Linked DNA regions of Homo sapiens: region 2 is linked to region 1. Evidence: read pairs that join two places in POLR2A ChIA-PET (ENCODE). Cell type or tissue: PC-9. All regions are shown on one strand. Links, peaks and the distances in the headings refer to the core of each region. The heading gives the core; the rest is flanking DNA. Region 1 overlaps ADAMTS14 (ADAM metallopeptidase with thrombospondin type 1 motif 14). Region 2 overlaps SGPL1 (sphingosine-1-phosphate lyase 1).

Region 1 (5,381 bases), core at 110-5,109:
TTTAAAAAGAACTACTGCTTTACAGTGAATGAGTTTTTTTACTTTTCACAAAAGCAGTTTTGGGGAAGAGACATAAAAGAAGAGAAAAAGACCAAAAAGAGAGGAAAGAAGAGGATTGTCTGCTTCGTGTCAAGGAGGATGAGCTCCTTAGAGTTTCATCTACCCAAAAGGAGAATGTCTGGCAAAGCCACACTCTCCGTCAGCAGGAAAGCAGTTTTTGTGGTGTTCCAAACCAGGCTTTATGATGGATGTGTAATGCATGTCAAGGGCAAACAAACAAAATGCCACCCTTCCAGGCTGAGGCCACCAAGGCCCTGATCTGACAGCCAACTGCGCCAAAACCTCCCAGGTCTAAAACAGGCACCAAGCTCTTCTATACAGGCCATCTGAGCAGGCCCCAGGCTCAGAAAGGGGCTCTGAGGCAGGTCAGAGCTGGTAGGACCCTACAATTGGCAGAGGTGCTAGCCAGTGTTGTCCCGGCAACCACCCCAACATCTATGTATTGTCAGCCAGGTGGGGCAGGGTGGGGAGTGGAGGTGGACCAGGCACCTATCATCCAGACAGGCTGGCTGCCAAGAGGGTTTCTAGAGGAAACAGACTGGAAGCTTCTGGCTGCAACCTGGCTGGAAGGAAATGATGAAAGGGCCTCTCTGTCTCTCTTCTCACCCTCCCTGTGCTCCAGTTCCAGGCCCTAGGAGGTTCCCCAATATCCCCATGTCCAAAGAGGTCCTCGCCCCAGAGAACTGGTCCATCACCCCTGGGCCAGGAGAGGACCCTGGGAACCTGCAGATCCACCTTGGATGCCACCACGGGGAGCTGTTCTCATGCCTCTTCTTTACGCCACAGTCCATACTGCTGCCTTGCCAGCCATCCCGCCACACCTAGATGCCAGGGAGGTCTCTGCAGGCTTCTGTCACCTGTTGCCACACACTTGGGTCTCCTTCCTCAACCCTACCCCCACAACCTTGCTGTGCTGTCTGCCGCCCTGGCCCACATGCCCTCCCCTCTCCAAATTGCCCTCTCCCCCAGGGCAGGCTCAGCAATGAGCCCCTGTAGACAGCCCTCCTCTCTCCACAACCCCACAGGGACAGCACCCCCTCTAAGCTCCTTGGTACTGGTACCATTCTCAGTGGTTCCCTGATTATTCCATAGGACTAAGGCTTGTTTTTGCAGCCAGACCAAAACTTCCACGATGGGAGTCTGTCTGTGATACAAGGCACACAACACGTACTCACTAAATGCTGAAAACAACTACCCCTTTATGCTTCAAAGTGCTCAAATGGTTCTCTAGTCCTGAGATTTGAAGAAGTCTTAAGGAAGATGACCCAGTATAGATGTGCAAACAGGCACAGAAAAAGACAGCGCCCAGCAGCGTGTGCGACAAGGCTGAGCGGGGAGCCCGGTCGCATCATCTGAAGCTGCAGGAATATCCATAGCACCTCCCCAGGTCAATGCAAAAGACATATAGGAGGCAGGGCCACCCAGACTGTCCCTCCAGCTGCCCCTGACAGCAGTGCCCAGGGCCTTGTCAGATAACTTTGGGTGCTTCACTAATGGCTTCTGCCCCCTCCTCCCTGGGTTGAGAGCACAATGGGACCATCCATCCCAGGAACCAGATCTCCTCCCTCTGGTCCCGCCAGCCCAGACCTGGCCCCGGAAATCAGGATCAGAAATGGTCACAGCAGACAGGTGTTCCAAGGGGAATGCAAAGGCAAGCTGTTATTACTGGCCCCATGGAAATCCCCTAAGGCAATTCGAGCGTCAAGCATCCCAGCCAAATAAAAGCTTCCACACAATGGACAGGATGAGCTGCTGGTCCCCAGGGAGGCAGACTGTCGGTCCCCATCTGCTCTCCTTCCCTTGCTGGGAAGTTTGACTGTCCGTCCTCTGCACCTGTTCGGGGGAAGCCAGAACCCCACACCGCCCATGTACCCGCGATGGCAGCAGCAGGTCTGCAAGGTCATGGCTCCTTTAAGCCGCAGTCCATCTCAATGCTGTGAGCCTCTCTCCCCAAGAGGAACTGGGCTTCCCTCAGGGGAAGCTCTGCCTCAGCTGTGCCCCTCACCCATCGCAGGCCCTTTCTGTTCCCACATTCACAGGGCAACCCAGCAGTGAGCAGAAGACCTAGCCTCTAGCGGCCTTCCAGAACCTCTGGGAAGATCATTACTCTCCTCTCTCCTCACCCACTTTCTGGCAGATTGTGGGGAGAAGGAAGGTAGGACCAAGACTATCCAAACAGCAGTCACCAAGGCAGGCCCTCGGGGCCCAGTCTTCAGTGGAAACTGACAATGTTCCCCGGCCACAGCTTTGAGTCATGCATGAGTCAGAGGTCAAGGGTCAAAAGTCAGAATGTGTTAATTTGGCCAAGAAGGTTAGAATGGGTTACTGAGCCTGCCTTCCTCCAACAGTAAAGTCCTAGGGACGTCAGGGGAACACCAGAGAAGGATAAGTGGGCAGCTGGCCTCCACATCATGAACATCAAGGGCTCAGAGAGAACTTCCCACCCACTCCTGCCACCATCCACGTGGTCTCTTATAACTCCAGATTGGAGGGCTTCCTACCCCCTTCTGAATGCATCACGTTTCAGGCCAGGCCAGCCCTGGAATGCCAAGTTTCAAAAGTACACTTTGCCCAATAGAAAGAAACATCTCACTTATAGCCCATCAAAAGACCTCTTCTGGTTTCCAAGGGAAGCTCCCAAATTCTGCTTGGGGAACAAGCTCCCATCTACTCTCCCCACTACCTTCCAAACTTCGCTGCCTTCAGCTCTCCACCTCAGCAGTGGGTTTCATTGTTTTTCCCATAGCCCCAAAGAGTATCCCCTCCACCCTCACCCCCATCATTTGAGCTGACCCTCTTAGAGCCCTTATCAGGGGCTCAGACCAGGCCACTCAGTGGGTCTGGAAGGGGCCTCGCTGAGGGCACACAGTGCCCAGAAACCATGCATGTGGAGCCCCTCACCAAGCAGAGACTGTAGGAGCTGGCACAGGTCATGGCCCCTCCAGGACATACATGCATACAAGCACTCCCTCTCCTGGGGTCCTGTTCCCAGCCTGTGTGAGGGCCCATTTGGAACCCCAGCATTAGGATACAGATCAGTGTAAGCTGAAGACATCTGAAAGCCAACAGATGCAGAAAGAAGCCTTCTCAGCTTTCCTTAAAAGCAGCAGCATCTGGGAAAAGAGGTTGTCAGAAATCCCCTTAAGGGAATTTCACGGTCATAAAGACAGAAATACCACTTGACCCTGCTTAAGTAAGCATTATCACAAACTTCATCTCCCGTTAGTTCTCCTAAAAACCCACTTGTCTTTCCTAAAGAAACCTTTCTCCCTTCCCCTTTCTCTCCCTATTAAGCTAAGAATATAAGCCCCCAGGTTTTGTTTCTTTTTTTTTTTTTTTTTTTTTTTTTTGAGACTGCAGTCTCCCTCTGTGGCCCAGGCTGGAGTGCAATGGCCCGATCTCGGCTCACTGCAACCTCCGCCTCCCAGGTTCAAGCAATTCTCCTGCCTCAGCCTCCCGAGCAGCTGGAACTACAGGCGCACCACCACACCCAGCTAATTTTTGTATTTTTAGTAAAGACGGGGTTTCGCCATATTGGTCAGGCTGGTCTCAAACTCCTGACCTTAGGTGATACACCTGCCTCAGCCTCCCAAAGTACTGGATTACATGCGTGAGCCACTGTACCTGGCCAAACCCCCAGTTTTCACCACCCCTTTGAGGTACTCATCATGGAGCACCCCTATATACAAGGAACTGGCAAATCAACTCTTTTCTCCTGCCAGTCCATCTCTTTCAGTTTAACTCACAAGCCCTCCAGTACTGAACATAAGAGGGTGGAGAAAAGTTTTTCTACCATAACAGCTGGGTCACCAGCCACGGACAGCACCAGCTGGCACCAGGCCTGGGGAAGAGGGTGAGCTCTGGAGTGGACACAGTGGTGCTCAGATCCCAGCCCCACGGCCTACCAGAGGGCAGACTAGCAAGTTACAGCCTGTCTCTGCACGCCAGTTTCTATGTAAGGACATTGAGGCTACTCAGACCTCTCACAGGGTTATGGGGAGACTTAAATAAATGAGGTCGAGTCTACAAAGAGTCTGGCTCCCAGTGGTTGCTCAAAAACAATACTAATAATTTCTACAATGATATTCTTTTTTTTTAATTCTAGAGACAGGGTCTTATTCTGTTGGCCAGGGTGGAGTGCAGCGGCACAATCATAGCTCACTGCAGCCTTGAACTCCTGGGCTCCAGCGATCCTCCCACCTCAACCTCCTGAGTAGCTGGGACTACAGGTGTGCACCACCTTGCTTGGCTAATTTTTTAAATTTTTTTGTAGAAATGGGGACTTGCTATGCCCAGGCTTGTCTTGAACTCCTGGCCTCAAGCAATCCTCCTGTCTTGGACTCCCAAAGTGCTAGGATTATAGGTGTGAGTCACGGCACCCAGCTTGCAATTATATCTTGTGCAGTGGTCTGCAGACACACAGCAGTATAAGCTCAGAGGGCAGGGACTGTGTTTTCTCTTCCTTTTGTGTCCCCCACTGTGGAAGCCATTCTTCCTGTCCGCATGCTTTGCTGCTTGCCTTCTGGGCACAGGTCCTGCTCCAACTCACCCCCATACACAGCGGCAAGCTGTGACCCAGCAGACCCAAACCAACCTTCTAGTCACAGCAATTAATACAGGGATAGCCTCATGTCCCACCCTAGCCAGTCTTCCCTAGGAGGGCAAGAAAGAGACCTTTGGCATTTGGGTCCTAAGTGTGAGGACCTGGGTTGTTCCTGTTTCCCATCATGGGAGAAAGCCCATCTGCTGCTGGGTTCCACTGACAAGCACAGGCCAGCAGAGTAGGGGACGGTGCCCTAATGGGCCTGAAGCCCTCATCCTGTGGCCCCTGGGGCTCCTGCCCCACTGGCTCTGTGGGCATGTCAGCAGCTCCCTGCCAATACACCCCTCTTTGGCTTCAGCTAGTGTGAGCTGGATCTGTCACCTGCAACCACAAGAACCCTGACCCCCACCCCACCCCACCCAATACCTCATCCCACAGAGGGCCCACAGAGGTAGCACAGCACCCAGCTCTGAACAAATGAATGGATGTTAGCCAAGGCTGGCAGTGAAGCCAGCTGGGGAGCAGGGCTCCAGCAAGCCTGATCCACCCTCCAGAACCTGCCGACACCTCAGTCCAACCAAGAGTTAAGAAGCCAAGCAACAGAATTCATGGAGGTCCCCCAGGGTACCTCTGAAAGAGTTTCTCTGAAAGATGAGAGAAAGAATGGAGCAGATCACCCAAGACAACTTTGTGGTCCCCCTCAGAAAACTCACCCCCGCCACTGCCCTGGGCACTCTCACTCTCCTAACCCCAGCCAGAATCCTGGAAGTGAGGAGCA
Region 2 (5,381 bases), core at 134-5,133, 110 kb before region 1:
GTAGTTGCTGAGGACCGGTGAGAAGGAAATAAGGAAGTGACTGCTGAGTACTGGGTTTCTTTGGAAAATGTCCTAAAATTGATCGTGGGGATGGCTGCACAACTGTGAATATACAAAACACCAGAGTTGTACACTTAAAAAAGCATCATGACCTAACAGTTCCATTTGTGTTCACCAAATGTCCCTTCAGCTAAGAAACCACCTAAGATTCTTTGGATTCACAGGCTTTCTTTTAATAAAAAAATAAAATTTAAAAGGCCTTCTGAAAAAGTTTTTAAATGGGCCAAGGACAGCAGAAATTGCAACTCCAGAAATAGAGAGTAAAGCTCTGGACTCCAAATGAAAGCAACCATAACTACCTAAGAATAACTTGCCTAAAGGTATATTTTTACGAGTTATAATAATAAATTATTAACGACTAAAATGATGAGATTTTAAAGAATATTTTTTTATCCAGCAATTCCTAAGCACATACTGTAGCAACTACCCAGATATCTGAAAAGGACAGTGACCTTTGAGTATTCCCCTGAACTGACACCTCACCACTACTCTTGCGGACTCTGAGAGTCATGTTAATCTGTTCTACAGAAAGGCAGCTGTGGTGTCCTAGAAAGTCTGGACTGGTAATCAAAACCTTCGGCTCTAATTTTAGCTCTCACTTAGAAGCTGTGTGATGTGTGGCACAACACTAAACCTCTATGCAACTGGACTCTGCTCATCTGCAAAAATAGAAGCCATTGGGATAATTCAACAAAACGTTCAGGAGAAAAAAAAAAGATACCATCGTCCACTCACAGGGTTGTTGTGAATATTAAATGAGATAAGGTAATAAGAAAATGACTGCAGATAATAAACACTCATTAAATATTCAGTGAACCTGAATTATCCAATGATAAACATTTTCCTTTTCTCTTCAATAAGCAACAAGGAAAAGTAACCTTCCCAGTCACAAAGGAGCTGGAAGAGGCTTTAAGTAGTTTGATTCCCATGCCTATGTTGTATTTTCTTACAGACGGTGGTAATAAAACACACCTTAGTAATGAGCTATTTCTCAGTTTTCTAAGAGAGATGTTAAGTCAACTCTTAATCTTCAACAATCTATTAAATCAATCAGAAGGCTGCGAGTGCCCTCTGGCCTACCTATACAACAAGATTAAATCACTTACCTACTATCTTTACAGATCGTAAACCTGTGTGTTTTCAGTCATCCAAACAGACTGTTGACTCTTGTGGTCGTGATTGTTGGGAAAGCATTTGAAAACATTTTCAGAAAGGGCTGGGTAACAGAGTCTTAGGCTTTCTTCCACTCTGGCCCAACACAGCCAGACAGGGAGCAGACTTACCCTGGCATCCTCATATTTGCCCTCCCCAGCGCCCTTCAGGACACTTCTGAAAGGCATCCCCTTTCAGAAGAATGTGAAAACAGAATTTCCAATTTGCCTCAATTGTCTCAAAGACTCGGTGCCATTAAGACTGGAATTCAATACAGAATTGATCTATTCCTTTTTAGACCCATCTGTCAAAACGAATTCAAAAGAATGGAATTAAATGCTTCAGTGAAAGCCTCCAAAAAACATGGTCCCCCAATATTGAGTATAAAGTGTTACTACAATAGCCACTTAGAATCTAAAGCATTCTAGAAGATTATGATTTTAACCTGAGAATTAACTACTACAAATATTTTAAATTCTGCCCTTAACAGGGTCCTTTTCATACTCAAAAAGAACTAAGGTTGCTTTGTTCCCATCAATTGTGTATTAACATTTACAGACTAGATAAACAAGAATGCAGTAGGCTTTACTCTCTGGGGAAATTACAGAAAAGGAAGGGCATTTCACATTTTAGAATTGCTTGTACAGGCTGGGTACAGTGGCTCACACCCATAATCGCAGCACTTTAGGAAGCCGAGGCTTCTCAATGAGGATGGTTAGAGACCCAGAGTTCAAGGCTGCAGGAAGCCATGATCGCACCACCGCACTCCTGCCTGGGCAACAGGGTGAAACCCTGTCTCCGAAAAAAATAAAAATAAAAAATAAAATAAAAGTGCCTATACAACTTCAGGAAAGAGTTCTCAGTGCTCTTCTCCATGTGTGGTATGCAGATGACAGAAATTTAACATTTGCTGCCCAAAGCTAAATCAAGAAGTTATATATTAAAACTCTGGTAGCGTAAATTAGTACAACCACTTTGGAAATCTGTTTGGCAGTACACGTTACCACACAGCAACTCTACATTTTATGTTTACCAAGACATGTTCAAGAAGGCAGCAGTGTCATTCACAATAGCCAAAAAACTAGAAACATAAATGTTCTACAACTACAGAACAAATTAGTTATAATATAGTTATACATTGTAACACTACACAGCAATAAGAAAGAAAAACTAATGCTACCTAAGAACATGACTGAATCTCACAAACACAATGTTGAGCAAAAAGGCCACTCACAAAAGAGAATATACTGTATGTTTCCACTTTATGTAAAGTTCAAAATCAGCAAAACTAAGCAAAACCTTTGGTAGGTATCAACTGGGAGGGACATTAAGAAGCTGGCTGGAGTGCTGGAAATGTTTAATATCTTGATCTGGAAGTATATTCATACATAAATATTTACTGACCTGGATAATTAAGATTTGTGCCCTTTACTGTATGCAAATTGGACCTCAAAAAAAAAGCCCTATGATTTTTTTAAACTCAAAAATGACTCATTCACTTTATGGGATAACAGAACAAATCGCTGATACATAAAGCCTGAATAATGGGCTAGGATTGTTCTGCAGTTTCTGCCTATACTAACAGGCAACTCATTCATTTATCATACATTTGAAGTTTCCTATTTCATGACAAAAAGCTGATGTAGCTATATTATGTCAAAAAGCAAATTATATGAAAAGCTCAACTTACAAGATGTAACAATTTTAAATCTGAATGCACCTAGTAACAAAATCTCAGCAAATATACAGCAAAATCTATTAATAATAGAACTAAAAAGGAGAAATAACTGATAAGGCATATGACTTGAAGAGGCAGCCACAAAACAGAAAATCCAAGTGGTTGGTAAACATTGAAAAGGGTACTTAACCACATCAGTTATCAGGAAATGCATACGGAAATTACAATTACATTTATCTGCTTACCAGATTGTCAAAAAATAAGCTTTATAAATATCAGGTTTGCCAAGTTGGGTGGAAATAACTCTCATATATTGTTGATAGTGGTATAAATTGTATTGGCCTCTTCAGAAAAGTTTAGCAATATCTAGTGAAGTTAGGCATGTATGCCTTTACAATCAGCAATTCCACTCCTAGGCACAAATCCCAGAAAAACTCTTGCACTTGTGATCACTTGTTATATAAGAACGCTCATAACAGCAATGTTTGAAAAAGCCTCAAATTGGAAACAACCCAAATGTGAATTATAAGTCAAATGGATAAATAACTGCAGTTTAGTCACACAATAAAATACTATATATACAGCAATAAAAATGAATGAACTTAAACTACATGCAATAACATGGATCGCATGAATACTGAGCAACACAGGAAAATCACAAAAATAAAAATACATATGCATCCATTTACATCAAGTTTAAAAAAAAACAAACTAAACTTAGGATGCATACACAGGTGGTTAAAACTATTTTTAAAAAGGCAAGGGAATAATTATAAAAGTCAGGATGGGGTTATCCATAGAGGGGAAGAAAGGAAATATTTGTAACAGGGTGAAGCGTAGAGTTAGAGATAAATGGTTTATATCCTAATCTGGTATCGTTGTTTTATTATTGTTCATTAAAATGTAGATATGTGCTTTCTATACTCTTCTGCACGTATAATAAATTCCAAAATAATTTTTAATTAAAATGGAGGGCAAGCCCTTCTTTTTCCGTTTCCTCTTCCTCTTCATGAATGAAACATGAACCTGACAGGTAGAACCCCAGGCAGCTACCCTGGCCCAGGAGGGGATGCACTACTGATAGCGGAATGACAGACAGAAGCAGCCTGGCACCTCAAAGACTCAGGAATGGCCTTATCGGCATGGAATGGAATGGGAATGAATGGAATGGAATGGAATTGTACTGGCATTGCATTGTATTGTATTGTACTGTAGTACTGTATTGTATTGTATTGTTGTGTTGTGTTGTATTGTATTGTACTGTGTTGTAATTTTTTTGAGAGAGTCTCACTCTGTCGTCCAGGCTGGAGTGCGGTAGTGTGACCTTGGCTCACTGCAACCTCCACCTCCCGCGTTCAAGCGATTCTCATGCCTCAGCCTCCTGAGTAGCTGGGATTGATTACAGGCACCCACCACCACACCCGGCTAATTTTTGTATTTTTAGTAAAGACGGGGTTTCACCACATTGCCCAGGCTGATCTTGACTTCTGGCTTCAAGTGATCCGCCCATTTCGGCCTCCCAAAGTGTTGGGATTACAGGCGTGAGCCACCGCGCCAGGCCAGTTTTCTCTTAAAGAAATATATTTATGTCTTTTAAAAAATCTCTATTACTTTAGGTTTTTCTGTTATATACACTCAAACCTAATTCTAGCTGATGCATTCAGTGATCTGGACACATGAAAAATTTTCTAAAAATTAAAGCTGTCCAACAGTGGAAAGAACCCCCTGAGAAAGTATGTAGCACTCACTCCTGACAGGGCATTGTAGAGGGATTCCTAGGCAGCAAGAAAGCTGGACTGCAGTACTTTTAAAGGCCCTCCAGGCAATTAAGATTCTAAGGCTACTACTGGAACAAAGCAGCTTTGGGCTTGCCAAAGCTGTGGCAACTGTGTGCCTCTGAATCTATCCTGTTAAAATCAGTGGGAACATTCCCTTTCTATAATCCATATGCTATCCACCTTCAAGATTCTGTTCAAGAATTATCTCCTCATTTGTGCCTTTTAAGACAAACTAGACCTCTCAACTCCAGCATGCTGGATGTTCTCCCCTCCAGATGATCTCCTCCTCCAGATCCTCCATCCAGCATTTTCCAGCTCGGCTATGTGCCTCCGGATTCCACCCTCTGAATTAAATCAACCAGACTCCTTAACCTCTGGTTTCCAGTTGTATTAGACCAATGGGAGGCTACAGCAGGAGATCAGAGGGTAGCAAAAGAGTTTGAAGTATTTATTCCCCTTGATGCCTTTCCTACTGGGTCACTGGCTGGCATTCCTACAGGTTACCTTCTCCTTCATCTCAACTCTCTCAAAGTTCCAGAAACTACTCCCTTCCTTGCCCTCTCACAGGCTTAAGAGTGTAATCCCAGCTACTTGGGAGGCTGAGGCAGGAGAATCACTTGAACCCAGGAGGCGGAGGTTGCAGTGAGCCGAGATCGAGCCACTGCACTCTAGCCTGGGCGACAGAGCAAGACTTGTCTCAAAAAAAAAAAAAA

Evidence for each region. Peaks named below come from ENCODE experiments on the same cell type or tissue, not always from the same donor. Only the 100,000 strongest peaks of a DNase experiment are listed, where the experiment ranks them.
Region 2: POLR2A ChIA-PET joins it to region 1 with 7 read pairs; 2 of 35 experiments call an interaction of 5 or more read pairs at or near these places.

The regions. Positions count from the first base shown.
Region 1 is chr10:70,712,976-70,718,356 of GRCh38, reverse strand. The region is part of intron 4 of ADAMTS14 (ADAM metallopeptidase with thrombospondin type 1 motif 14); the gene reads right to left. Among named protein-coding and RNA genes, the nearest start is that of ADAMTS14, 43 kb to the right of the region's middle. In PC-9, for the core only: no CTCF peak of the experiment used is centred there; a DNase peak (open chromatin) is centred at 2,286; H3K27ac peaks cover 730 bases.
Region 2 is chr10:70,824,970-70,830,350 of GRCh38, reverse strand. The region is part of intron 2 of SGPL1 (sphingosine-1-phosphate lyase 1); the gene reads right to left. Among named protein-coding and RNA genes, the nearest start is that of SGPL1, 12 kb to the right of the region's middle. In PC-9, for the core only: no CTCF peak of the experiment used is centred there; DNase peaks (open chromatin) are centred at 1,190 and 2,720; H3K4me3 peaks cover 1,573 bases; H3K27ac peaks cover 3,174 bases.